4 separate regions of the Homo sapiens genome follow, and all the other regions are linked to region 1. The links are chromatin contacts, found by Hi-C in ENCODE. All regions are on one chromosome and are shown on one strand. Each heading gives the region's core, a stretch centred on a gene start or an enhancer-like site at or near the end of the contact. The rest is flanking DNA. Distances are from core to core; before and after follow the strand shown. Region 1 holds the start of MTRR (5-methyltetrahydrofolate-homocysteine methyltransferase reductase). Region 2 has its middle 330 kb from the start of ICE1. Region 3 holds the start of ANKRD33B (ankyrin repeat domain 33B). Region 4 overlaps ANKRD33B (ankyrin repeat domain 33B).

Region 1 (2,700 bases), core at 201-2,700:
ATAGTGTCAGGCAGGGTTTCCATCGTGCTTATAAAACTTAGCACTTCTTCTGATGAAGTCAAGTTGCTCAGTCTCCTGTAAAACATCTGACTCTCCTCATTTTTAACATTTTGTTCAAGCCTGTCGCAGTCAGATACTTGAGAGAACACTGGTCCACCGAGTGGATGAAGGTCATTTCCATTTTTCGAATGAAACTTTTTACAATGGGCATGATGGAATTTGACCCCGAAAGGCTCAGGTTGTCGTGAACACAACCAAGGGCACAGACGCTCCTTGACTACCTTGTGAACATGATTTAGAGGTTTATTTTTTAAAGCAGCCAGAGCTCTATGCATCTGAAAATCAGATAAACGATAAAGGTTCTTCCTCAAGGTGATTAATGCCATACCATCAGATTCTCAATTTGATAACTAAATTAAAAAATTTAAAAACACATGGTTAAATACATTGAGAACATGATTGACCCAACATCAATGTTTATGAAACTACAAACGAGTATCTGGAAAAAAAAAAAAAAAAAAAAAAAGGATGGTTAACATATAAACACCAGAGGGGCAAAGTCTCTGCATCCTAGAGTTAGAAGAGTGGCTGACATTGAACAATAACAATCGCTATTACTTGCTAAACACTGTTGTAGGTATTCTATTAACTTACACAGATTCAGTACTTTTACTATCATTTTACACGAGGAAGAAGTTGAAGCACAAAGTTACTTTGCCCAGTTTATGCAGGTGGTTAAGTGGCAGAGCTAGGGTTCAAACTCAGGCAATGTAGCTCTTAAGGGTGGCCCTTAAATGTTGGTTGAAGGAAGAAATTGCATTTGGATAGAAATCAAAGAACAGGTAAAGTGGGCAAAATTAGGCGAGGTTAGAGCAAGGCAAGGGTAAAAACGCGCTGGAAAGGCCCTAAGCTGTTGGTTTCCCCTCGGTGTCGGGAGAAGGTTAGTGTTGAAGGAAAGGGTCTACTTTGTCAATGGAAACAAGGTAGGAAAAGAAAAAGCAAAACATAGATCAATGAAGGGAGAAGGTGGGGCGGCCAGTCCAGATCTAAAGACGGTGCGGGGGGATTTGGCAACACGTGTGTGCAAGACAGACAGACGGGAGGCCCCGCGGCGCGTTTTCCTAGGAATGAAAGGGACCCGCGGGGCGAGCACCCCCAAACTCGGCGCCCCGGGGACCTGCGCTGAGACACGGGCCGGGCGGCGCAGCCTGAGGAGAAAGCCGGCCAGGTCTTTGACACCCAGCCGGACCAACTGCGCGGAGACCCCGCGTTGACACCTACCGCGCTCTGCCGGGCAATCACTCCGGGTGGTCGCGGAAGCGCCTGGGCGTCGTGGGCCTCCGTAGCAAACGCGGGGCGGGAGCACGACTCAGGGCGGCGCAATGTGATTGGCCCAGGTCCCCTTCGGAGCTTTCTATTGGTCCTGGGTACCGAGCATGGGCGCTGCGTCAGTGCGCGCTGGCGCAAGGTTGGTGGAAGTCGCGTTGTGCAGGTTCGTGCCCGGCTGGCGCGGCGTGGGTAAGCTGCCTGTCGGCTACGGTTCCCGGATTCCGGCCGCTCGCCCTGCACTAATCTCCTGGGAGAGGCGGCCCGGGGCGGGGGTGGGCAGCCGGCTTGCGCCCGTGGTTCCCACGCCCTTCGGCCTCCGGGGGTCGCCGCGGGCGCGGGCTGGGGCTCGGACTTGGCCTTTGGCCTTTGGCTTTGGTGTCCCCGGGAGCGTGTCCTTGGGCTCGGCGTCGGCCTCTGCCGCGGGAGGCCCCTGGGCGGCGTGGGGTCTCTCCTCATGTTCTGCCTTTGGTTCTAGGCGCTTTCCAGGCCTAGGGAAACCGCACTCGGGGACGCGGGGAACTGGGGAACATGCCGGGTTGGGGCGGCGCGCTCCGGGGAACCCGGGACGTTCCGAGCGCCCACCCGGCGGGACGCGGCCGTGAGTTCTGCCCGCGGCCGTGAGCTCTGCCCACCGCCTCCGCGCCGCTTCCGGGGCTGCTGGGGCCCGGGCCTCCGCTGAGAGTCGTGGGAAGGTGGTGCCGGATTGTGGGGCAGTAGCAGGGATGAGGGGTTGATTGATCCTGGGAAGCCCTCAGGATGTGTGTTTCATGGGAAGTGATAGAAATTTTAGCTGTAGTAAGGTTTTCATTATCGTTTCCACCGTTTTCTGTGAGCTGTCAATGTGTAGTGTTTTCATATTGTTTATTCACTCATTCAGATAACTTATCGAGTACCAGTTTCATGCCAGGTGCCGTTCTGGGCGGTTCATTCACCGAAAGCCAAGCTTTTGGTTTGGGTTTCAGTTTAAATCTGTCTCTGCAAATTGACAGCCCACCAATTTTAGCCGTTAGATGAGTATGGAAAAAAATCTGTGAGTGTCGTTTGTTTTACTACTGCTTATCTCTTGCGGAAAAACGTGTTAGTAAAATGTTTAAGTGGATTGGAAATATTTTTTCGTTATATGCACCCGTTTGTATATATGCCCATACACTCACATATTTTTGATTTGCATTAAATAATGAAGGAGAGTATGTGCTTCAGTTACCTTTAGTACTATGATTAGTTTGTTTAGCGTTAGGATCAAATAAGAACCAAGAATCCTATCATTTTAATATAGTTTTTACTTTTATCTTTTTTTAAAAAGAGGAAACCAAAAGCTATTTAAGACTGTTGTGAATGATACTGTGGCTCAAGTTTTGTTCAGGTTCTTGG
Region 2 (2,700 bases), core at 136-2,635, 2.1 Mb before region 1:
AAAAATCAGTTGTGACTGCAATAATGACTGCATTGCAAATCCAAGTAACTTTCATTACACAAATCTAAACTAATTCTGAATTTTCCGAAAGCAGAAGACTACGTTTTGTTATTTTACATTGGGAAAATTGTAATGTCCCCAGCCCGACAGAAATGCCCACTGATTCCTCCCAATATCATTAAAAAACATTTAAACTTATAAAGGAAAATTTGCAAAACATTTGTGCACGTTATAAAATGATCTTCAAGCCATCTACATAATTATTTAACAATTAATGAACTATTTGAGGCTTTGCTTGCAAAATACAATATCAGATAAAAATTATGTTTTGCTTTACACTGAAGGAACATACTGCTGCACCATGTAGATAAATCATAAGATAGTGTGTTAGTACTGTGCAATGGGTGCAGATAGCATTCACCAAGATAAGAAAAAAAGGCACCTCACATGATGTTATCCTACTGCTTGAAGAGTTCCTTGAGTGGGGCTGAGTATCGAAGTGGAGGAGATGGTCACAGGTATTTGCGTGGGGAGAAAGGCAGCAGGACTGAAAGGGCAGATCTGAGGGTTATTCATGTGCAAATCCAAAGATTTGCAGACTTTTAAAGTGTAGACAGAGGAAGAGGTTGAACAGAACTCAAAGATATACTCTAGTGATAAGAGTTTATGGTTCTTATTATAACCATAAACTCTTGTTTATGGTTGTGCCTGGAATTACCTTTTTTGAACGGGATGCTTCAATTTGTATTATGAATAATTATGCTATCTGCATGAACTAAATCTTTTAATTGATATACTTAATCCTTTAATGGATTTTTCTAGGCAGCGGTTAATTTTAATATTTAGTTAAGAAATTATCAGTCTTCTGTGGGTTAACTGTTTTTTTTTCTATCTCCTGGAAACTTTTATAAGTTTCTTTCTACCCCTGATATTCTTCAGTTTCATTATGACGTAACTAGATACAGACTTTGAAAGTTTACCCTGTTGCACATACACCCAGGAAACACCTGTGAAGTTATGTCTCTTTTTACTTCAGGGATATTCTAAGCCACTATCTCTTCAAATGTTGCCTGTTCACCATTCCATCTAACTCCAACTCCAGGTGAATGTCGGAGCTTCTCAATTTATCCTTACTCTTTTACGATCATTTTTATGTTTTCTTTGTTCTAAATTTCTCTGTAATTCAGGTTGAGTACTCTGGTGCTGTCTTTTGTTACAGGTATTTAGACAAGCATGAGCAGGCCAGGAAAGGGCCCTCCCTCATCCACTAGGAATGTCAGGTGATGGTTCGACAATGATCACTTTGCCTCTCTAAAAGTGATAAATTGTCAGCGTGTGCCAGGGAGAGGCCATTTACTGATACCCCACAGCTGTTGCAGTAAAGTGTTCATTGAATGCAGGCGCCTGGGAGAAGTAACTTCCTGGGCATGTGCATGAAGAGACAAAATGGCGGAGTATGACCCACTCGGGGCACTCCACAGGAAAAGGGAAGAAAGCCTCAGACCGGCATGTGCACAGCTTCTTAAACACACTGCCTGTGCTCACTTCCCAAGGCTAAGGAGGACACCGTGCATCTGGGAAATAATGCCCCCCCTGAGGGAAGAATCATGGGAAAGGGGCAAGCCTACAAAGTCCTGGGGTCAAGGTTAAACACTGCACCTGACCTCAGTGCCCACTTGGGACTCTTCCAAGCGTACTTTGTTTTCTTCCCTGTTCTAAAGCCTTTTTAAATAAACTTCCACTCCTGCTCTGAAACTTGTCCCGGTCTCCTCTTCTGCCTTATGCCCCTCAGTTGAATTCTTTCTTTTGAGGAGGCAAGAACTAAGGTTGCTGCAGAGCTCTACAGACTCACCGCCGGTTACTTGGATACCTTCCACTGGTAACATACTTGGGGCCATGAGACTTGGATATTTGCCACCACAACATTTTAATTCCCTAACACCTTATTCTTATTACACATTAATTACCCTGTTGAAATTTATTTTTTTATACTTTCTAACTGGCTCTTTAAATAGTCTCTTTCTACTTGGTTTGTGTTCGCTTTCTGTTCTATTGCTCTTATTTTGTCTCTTTGGATGCCACTCTCTCTTTTGGAAGACTGCTCTCTCACTTGCACTTTCTTTGGGATGAATGCTTTCTTTAGTGAGTTTGTGGAGCTCAGACTTCCATCACTGGGACTGTCTTTCTTCACGTGCTTTGGAATTTTAGTTTCCAGGCTTGTCTCAAGTTGTTTCATGTGTATGTTCACCTGTGCTTAATTTTCCCCTCCCTGTCTGCACACAGATATAATAGCACCCACTTATTTGCAGTTTCACTTCTGTGTTTTCAGTTACCTTTGGTCTGTGAACCCAAAATAACTCAGTCATATCTCAGTCAATTTAGAAAGTTTATTTTGCCAAGGTTAAGGACGCACCAGTGACTCAGCCTCAGGAGGTCCTGATAACATGTGTCCAAGGTGTTTGGGGTACAGCTTGCTTTTATACATTTTAGGGAGACATAATACATCAATCAATACATGTAAGATTTACACTGATTTGATCTGGAAGGGCGGGACAACTCGAAGGTGGGAGGGGGGACTTCCAGGTCGTAGATAGATGTAAGCATATTTTAATTGGCAATTGGTTGAAAGAGTTATTATCAGTAGAACAGAATGTCTGGGTTAAGATAAGGGGTTGTGGAGACCAAGGTTTTATCATGCAG
Region 3 (2,700 bases), core at 59-2,558, 2.7 Mb after region 1:
AAATCGGTGCTCCCGCGCGCCCCACCCTCCGGGGCCCTGCAGATGCCGGGTCGGGGGCCGCCAGCAGGCCCTTTGGCTCCTGCTGGAGACACTGGAAGACCAGGCGACCAGGACAGCGGGTCGGGCCAGTGCGGTGTGACACGAGGGCTCGAGCGGCTTCGCAGTTTAAACGTGTCCTCATCCTACACCTCCCACGGCTGTTTCGGATTCGGTGCCCTCGTGCCCCTCAGCTTGCCCAGCGGCACGTGGGCCTCAAGCCTGGTCCCCAGCGGCTGCGCCAGCCTAGCTGTGTTCACCTTGGGGCCGCGAGGGCCTCCCACCGGCTGGCAGCTGGTGGACACGCTGTCAAGATCGGGGGAAAAAAAGGAAGGAAGGAGGCTAGGGGGACACAGGGCTGGTGGCCTCCGCAGTCTTTGACCTGCGACGGGCGCGAGCGCACCTCCGCGCCTTTGCGCAGAGACCTTCCCCCAAGATTGGCTCACGACGCCTCCTACCCCGAAGTCAAGGGCTCCCTGTGGCAAATCCTCACACGCCCTCCTCCTCCCCGCCCATCCCCGGCGCCAGGACTGACGGGGAGAGGGCAAGGCCGGGCCAGAGGGGCTGTGGGCCTGGACTGCGGCTGTCGCCCGCGGCCCTGCTCTTTTGGGCAGCCAGACGTGGGGTCAGCGCCCAGTCGCAGCCTCCGGGGGTGAGTCCGCAGATCCCCGCACGTGACACAGGCCAGGCATGGGGACGGGGAGTTCCTCGTCGTCCGTTCCCACTCAGATGCTCCCTGAGGTTCCGGAACACCCCGCCCCCCATCCCAGGATCTGACCAACCCTCAAGCCACGGCCGGCCCCGGTTCCGCGAGACGGGGGACTCTGAGGATTGTCCTCCCTTCCGGGCTGGGACTCCCCCACAGCAGCCGACCGCCCCCAGTTCAGAGTGGCCCGGCCCGCAGCGCTCCCCGGGCACAGGTCCCAGGTGGACGGCTCCGCTCCCGCGCCCGGCTCCTCTGCCCGCCAAGCGCCCCGGGGATTCCCCGGCCTCCAAGCGGCCGCGGCCGGGTGGAGTCAGCCCCGAAGCCCGGGATCCCCCGAAGGGAGAAAACCCGCTCTGCTCCTCTGAAGCGGCGGGAGAAACCGGCCCCACCCAGGTCCGGGGGCCCGACGCCCTCGGCGGAGGCCGGCTCCAGGGGTCCGAGGTTCCCGAAGCTGGAGGCCGGCTCCGCCCCGGCGTCCCCCCGCCGCCACCTCCGCCCCCATCCCGCGGGCCGGCGGAGGGAGGGGCGGGGCCGCTTGCCGCCCGCGACTCGGGTTCGGCTTCTTTAGTGATTGCTTCTGCTTCTCCCGCGCCAGCTGTCCCCAGCTCTGGGGCAACGCTGCCAGGTGCCCAGTCCCCGCGCTCGAGAGAGCGCCTGCCTGGCTCTGAACTCTGGCCAGGAAGGGGCGCGAGGGGAAGGCCCCGGGGGAAGGCGTGTCCCCGCGCCCCGCCCCGCCCCGCCTCGGAAAGCCCCCGCGGTCCCGCCCACCCCAGGGGCTCGCTCAGCCTCCGGAGACTTTTTTCTTTGAGCGCAGCCGCCTGGTGCCGGTTTCCGCCGAGCTGGAGCGCGCGGGCCACGGCTTCTCTGGGGACGCAGAAGCGAGAAGCGGGGACCTCGGCGCGCGCCCCGCGTCCCGCTCTTCCTGCCCGCGCCCCGGCCCCCGGCCCGCGCCCCGGCCGCCGGCATGGTGCTGCTGGCCGGGACCGGGCCGGAGGGCGGCGGGGCGCGCTGCATGACCCCACCACCGCCGTCCCCACCCCGGGGCGCGCAGGTCGAGGAGGACCCCGCTGACTACGAAGAGTTTGAGGACTTCTCGAGTCTGCCAGACACCCGCAGCATCGCCTCGGACGACTCTTTCTACCCTTTCGAGGACGAGGAGGAGCACGGCGTCGAGAGCGCGGAGAGCGTCCCGGAGGGCGTCCCGGAAAGCGTCCCGGAGACGGCGACCCTCCTGCGCGCCGCCTGCGCCAACAACGTGGGGCTGCTGCGGACGCTGGTGCGGCGCGGGGTGAGCGTCGAGGAGGCGCAGGAGACTGACCGCAACGGCAGGGTAAGCGGGCGTCCCCGCAGGATTTGAGCCCCCTCACTGCCCCCACTCCCCTCCTCCCCACCACATCCCCGCGCCTCCCAGCTCCTGGCTCCGGACCGGTCCCTCGGTCACTCAGCCGCCGCCCAGAGCGCCTTTTCCCCGCTGTTTGGGAGCGCGGTGCCCTGGGTGGCTTCCCCGTCTCAGGCTGGGGGACGCGGTGCGGGGAGGGAGCAGTCGAGGTGTCAGCGCGGCAGAAACGCCAGTCCGGCGTCCTCACCGCATCCCCTTCTCGTTTACCGGTCCCCGTGGACCTCCTGACTGAATTCGCGCTGGCTGCCCGTGCTGCAATCCAGGATGGGCTTCTTGCGGCCCGGTCCCCTCCTGACTATTACCTTTCCCCAGGTCCCTGGCAGGGGACCATTCCTCCTCCCCTGCAGGAGACAGCCCCTCCTGCCCAGCGCCCCATTTGGCCCCTGGGCCCCTCGCGCCGCCCTTGTCCTAACACGCTGGGGCGCAGATCGGCTCCTCCAGCCGCAATGATTTGGAAGCAACAGTTTCTTCCCTCGCCGGGACAGCTTGGTCCCCTACCCCACCTCCGCTGAGCTTTGTGGCCCGCGCCGCGACCAGCCAACGTGATCTCTGACTGGTC
Region 4 (2,700 bases), core at 164-2,663, 2.8 Mb after region 1:
GCTGGGCACCTTTTACACACAGATTGTCTCCTATAATTTTCACAAATGGGAGGTTGATATTATCCCTCATTTTACAGATATGGAAAAGCTGACTTCCAAAAGACACCCGGATTCTGAGTGGCAGGCCTGGGCCTTGAACCTGGCTGTTCTCAGAGCCAGCTCTCTTCAGTACTGAGCTCATTGTCTACACTATGTTCCAGTGACGCGATTTCATTCAAATTCACTTCCTCCCTGGGTCACTTGTGACCCTCTCTTAAGCAGGGTAGGGCTTATTGGTGGAGAGGGGGTGTTCTGGGGTTCTCTAGGTGAACCTACCCTTTAAAAGGGCTTCTCTGAGGATTTCAGGAACCAAGTCCGATTCCATAATGTCCAAGTTGGACTGGGCTCAAACTAGATTTTTTTCTTTTTTTTTTTTGAGACAGGGTCTCACTCTGTCGTCCAGGCTGGAGTTCAGTGGTGTGATCTTAGCTCACTGCAACCTCCACCTCCTGGGTTCAAGCAATGCTCCTGCCTCAACCTCCTGAGTAGCTGAGAATATAGGCATGCACCAGCACACCCAGCTAATTTTTGTATTTTTAGTAGAGACAGGCACTATGTTGCCCAGGCCGGTCTTGAACTCCTGGCCTCAAGTGATCTGCCTGCCTTGGCCTCCCAAAGTGCTGGGATTACAGGAGTGAGCCACTGCACCTGGCCTCAAACTAGATTTCAATATGGCGTGTGTTTGGGTTCCCTTGTGCAAGGAAGGCTGTGTGTCTCATATATGTAAAGAAAAGGAAAGCTCCTTTTGGTTACTCATCATGGTTTTTAAAGAAGAAAGGTTAATACTTATACATTCTTAGAAGTATTGGGTCCACCTTTGATTTCCATTGAATGGGGTCATCTGTGTGATGAGAGGTATTATTCTGCCATCCTGGGAAAACCCGTGGGAAGCAGGGCGTGATTTCTTGGATCATCGAAAGCTCAGGCCTGTAGTCAGAACAAGTTGACTGCATGTTGGTTTTTCTGGACTCAACATAATACGCAGAACAGATCTATATAATGGGTGGTTTGCTCTGTGGACTTTGAGTTTTTCCTCTTTCCACCTGTTCAAAGTGCTGAGGATATATCAGTGCAAAGGAACATCCTGCAGAAGATTGTGACGGACACGCTATTTCACAGTTTAAAGAAATGGCTCCAAAGGAATTGCAATTCATTTTACTATGCCCCTGGTTAAATCTAACTGACAGGTGCCGCCAAGCATTTAACTGGACCATAAACCAAACTGAGATCAAAGGATTCCCCCACCTTCCCATACCACCCAGTTGAGAGTAATTCAGCAGCTCTGGGTACCTGACAGCTGGCCTTAGCCCCTCCCCGCACATAGTAAAGGACGAGGGAGAGCAATGTGGTGTAAATGAGTCAAAAAAGCACCAGCGACTGGCTGTGAGTCACGCAGCGAGGGGATCGTACCCTTTGTTTCCTGCTTATAACCTGAACACTGTTAGACTCATCAGGGCTTCCTTTTCAAAAAGATACATGGTTCCCCTTTTCACATTTGTGGAGAGCTCAGGAGATGGGCTGAGGTCAATGGCGAGCTTGCTCCTCAGGAGAGTTCACCCCTGATTTTGGTTGCCTGTTCCTTCTTCTTTTGGATTGATGAAGAGCAAACCCACAGGATTTCATACTGGTGAGGCAGCAGCCTGGAGTGGCCCTCAAAGGAGGAAACTGGGTTCCAACCCCGGCAGTACTATCCCTCAGGGTGTGGCTGGGGAGACAGAAGCCACTTGATATATCGGAGGGTTTCATATTGGATTTGCTGAACTGAAGGGGCTAGGGGAGCAGAGGCCAAGGGCGCCCAGCCCTGCCTACTGGAGATCTCAGCCGCAGCGGGGAATCCTGGAGGCTGCTGCAGCGTCATGCTCACGTAGTATTCTGTCTGCAGAGGTGGGCTGGGCTGGGGAGGCACCTCAGGTCTCATGCCTGCCCGACCCCAGAGTGATGTCCTTGCCACCTCTCTCCCATCCCAAATCTCAGGCAGTGCCACCCATTGGAAGTTTCTGTGCAAACCAGATGCCTGTGGAGATTCTGGGCCCAGGGCCCGGCTTCTCCATGATTCAGGTGTTCCTGGGGGGAGGGAGGTGATGCCAAGTTAAGGAGAGAGTGCATAGAAATGTCCACGAGGCCCCTGCAGCTGCGACAGTGGGGGCTGAAAGGAACATGCTTGAGTTGGAATGAATAAGTGGGGATTTCTGAGCACTGCGTCATCGGTGCATAAGAATGGGGACTGTGGCCAGACACAGTGGCTCACACCTGGAATCCCAGCACTTTGGGAGGCTGAGGCAGGAGAACTGCTTGAATGCAGGAGTTTGAGACCAGCCTCGGCAACGTTGGGAGATCCCATCTCTACAAAAAAAAATTTTTTTTAATTAGCTGGGCATGATGATGCTCGCCTGTGAGCCCAGCTACTTGGGAGGCTGAGGAGGGAGGATCTCTTGAGCCCAGGAGGTCCACACTACAGTGAGCTATGATCGTGCTCCTGCACTCCAGTGTGAGTGACAAAGAGAGACTCCATCTCTTAAATAAACAAAAAGGATGGGAACTGGGTACCCAGCACCTCCCCTGGGGTTCAGGAGGAGAGACTCGGGCAGATTGCTCATATTCCCAAGAGTTTCAGACCTCATCAGCAGGGGCCTGGATGGAGGTGGCAGCTCAGGGGAGGGT

What was found. A loop is a pair of places that touch in the nucleus more often than their neighbours do. Pooled maps may share reads with other maps.
Region 2: a pooled map shows a loop between it and region 1 (16-fold over the local background). The contact joins the enhancer-like site here to the promoter of MTRR in region 1. A Hi-C loop is called at or near these places in 8 of 37 single-sample maps with no recorded cell type and 5 of 50 pooled maps.
Region 3: a pooled map shows a loop between it and region 1 (5-fold over the local background). The contact joins the promoter of ANKRD33B here to the promoter of MTRR in region 1. A Hi-C loop is called at or near these places in 8 of 50 pooled maps.
Region 4: a loop to region 1 is called in a pooled map, with 5 times the contacts of the local background. The contact joins the enhancer-like site here to the promoter of MTRR in region 1. A Hi-C loop is called at or near these places in 7 of 50 pooled maps.

The regions. Positions count from the first base shown.
Region 1 is chr5:7,867,698-7,870,397 of GRCh38, forward strand. MTRR (5-methyltetrahydrofolate-homocysteine methyltransferase reductase) reads left to right here and starts at 1,451. Exons shown (of 15, transcript NM_002454.3): 1 at 1,451-1,518. It overlaps FASTKD3 (FAST kinase domains 3), which reads right to left and starts at 1,334. Exons shown (of 7, transcript NM_024091.4): 1 at 1,282-1,334; 2 at 1-499. The coding sequence starts at 386. RefSeq lists silencers at 1,344-1,783, 1,794-1,843, 1,904-1,953.
Region 2 is chr5:5,750,711-5,753,410 of GRCh38, forward strand. No RefSeq gene overlaps it. Among named protein-coding and RNA genes, the nearest start is that of ICE1, 330 kb to the left of the region's middle. RefSeq lists enhancers at 2,011-2,070, 2,221-2,360. Within about 2 kb of position 1,386, at least 3 of the 41 ENCODE cell types and tissues checked have a DNase peak (open chromatin) inside an H3K27ac peak, as active enhancers do.
Region 3 is chr5:10,562,762-10,565,461 of GRCh38, forward strand. ANKRD33B (ankyrin repeat domain 33B) reads left to right here and starts at 1,309. Exons shown (of 4, transcript NM_001164440.2): 1 at 1,309-2,072. The coding sequence starts at 1,707. RefSeq lists silencers at 893-1,752, 2,093-2,142 and enhancers at 1,372-2,266, 2,267-2,700, 2,283-2,492.
Region 4 is chr5:10,634,063-10,636,762 of GRCh38, forward strand. The region is part of intron 2 of ANKRD33B (ankyrin repeat domain 33B); the gene reads left to right. Among named protein-coding and RNA genes, the nearest start is that of ANKRD33B, 71 kb to the left of the region's middle. RefSeq lists enhancers at 43-122, 2,015-2,334 and a silencer at 1,245-1,374. Within about 2 kb of position 1,414, at least 7 of the 41 ENCODE cell types and tissues checked have a DNase peak (open chromatin) inside an H3K27ac peak, as active enhancers do.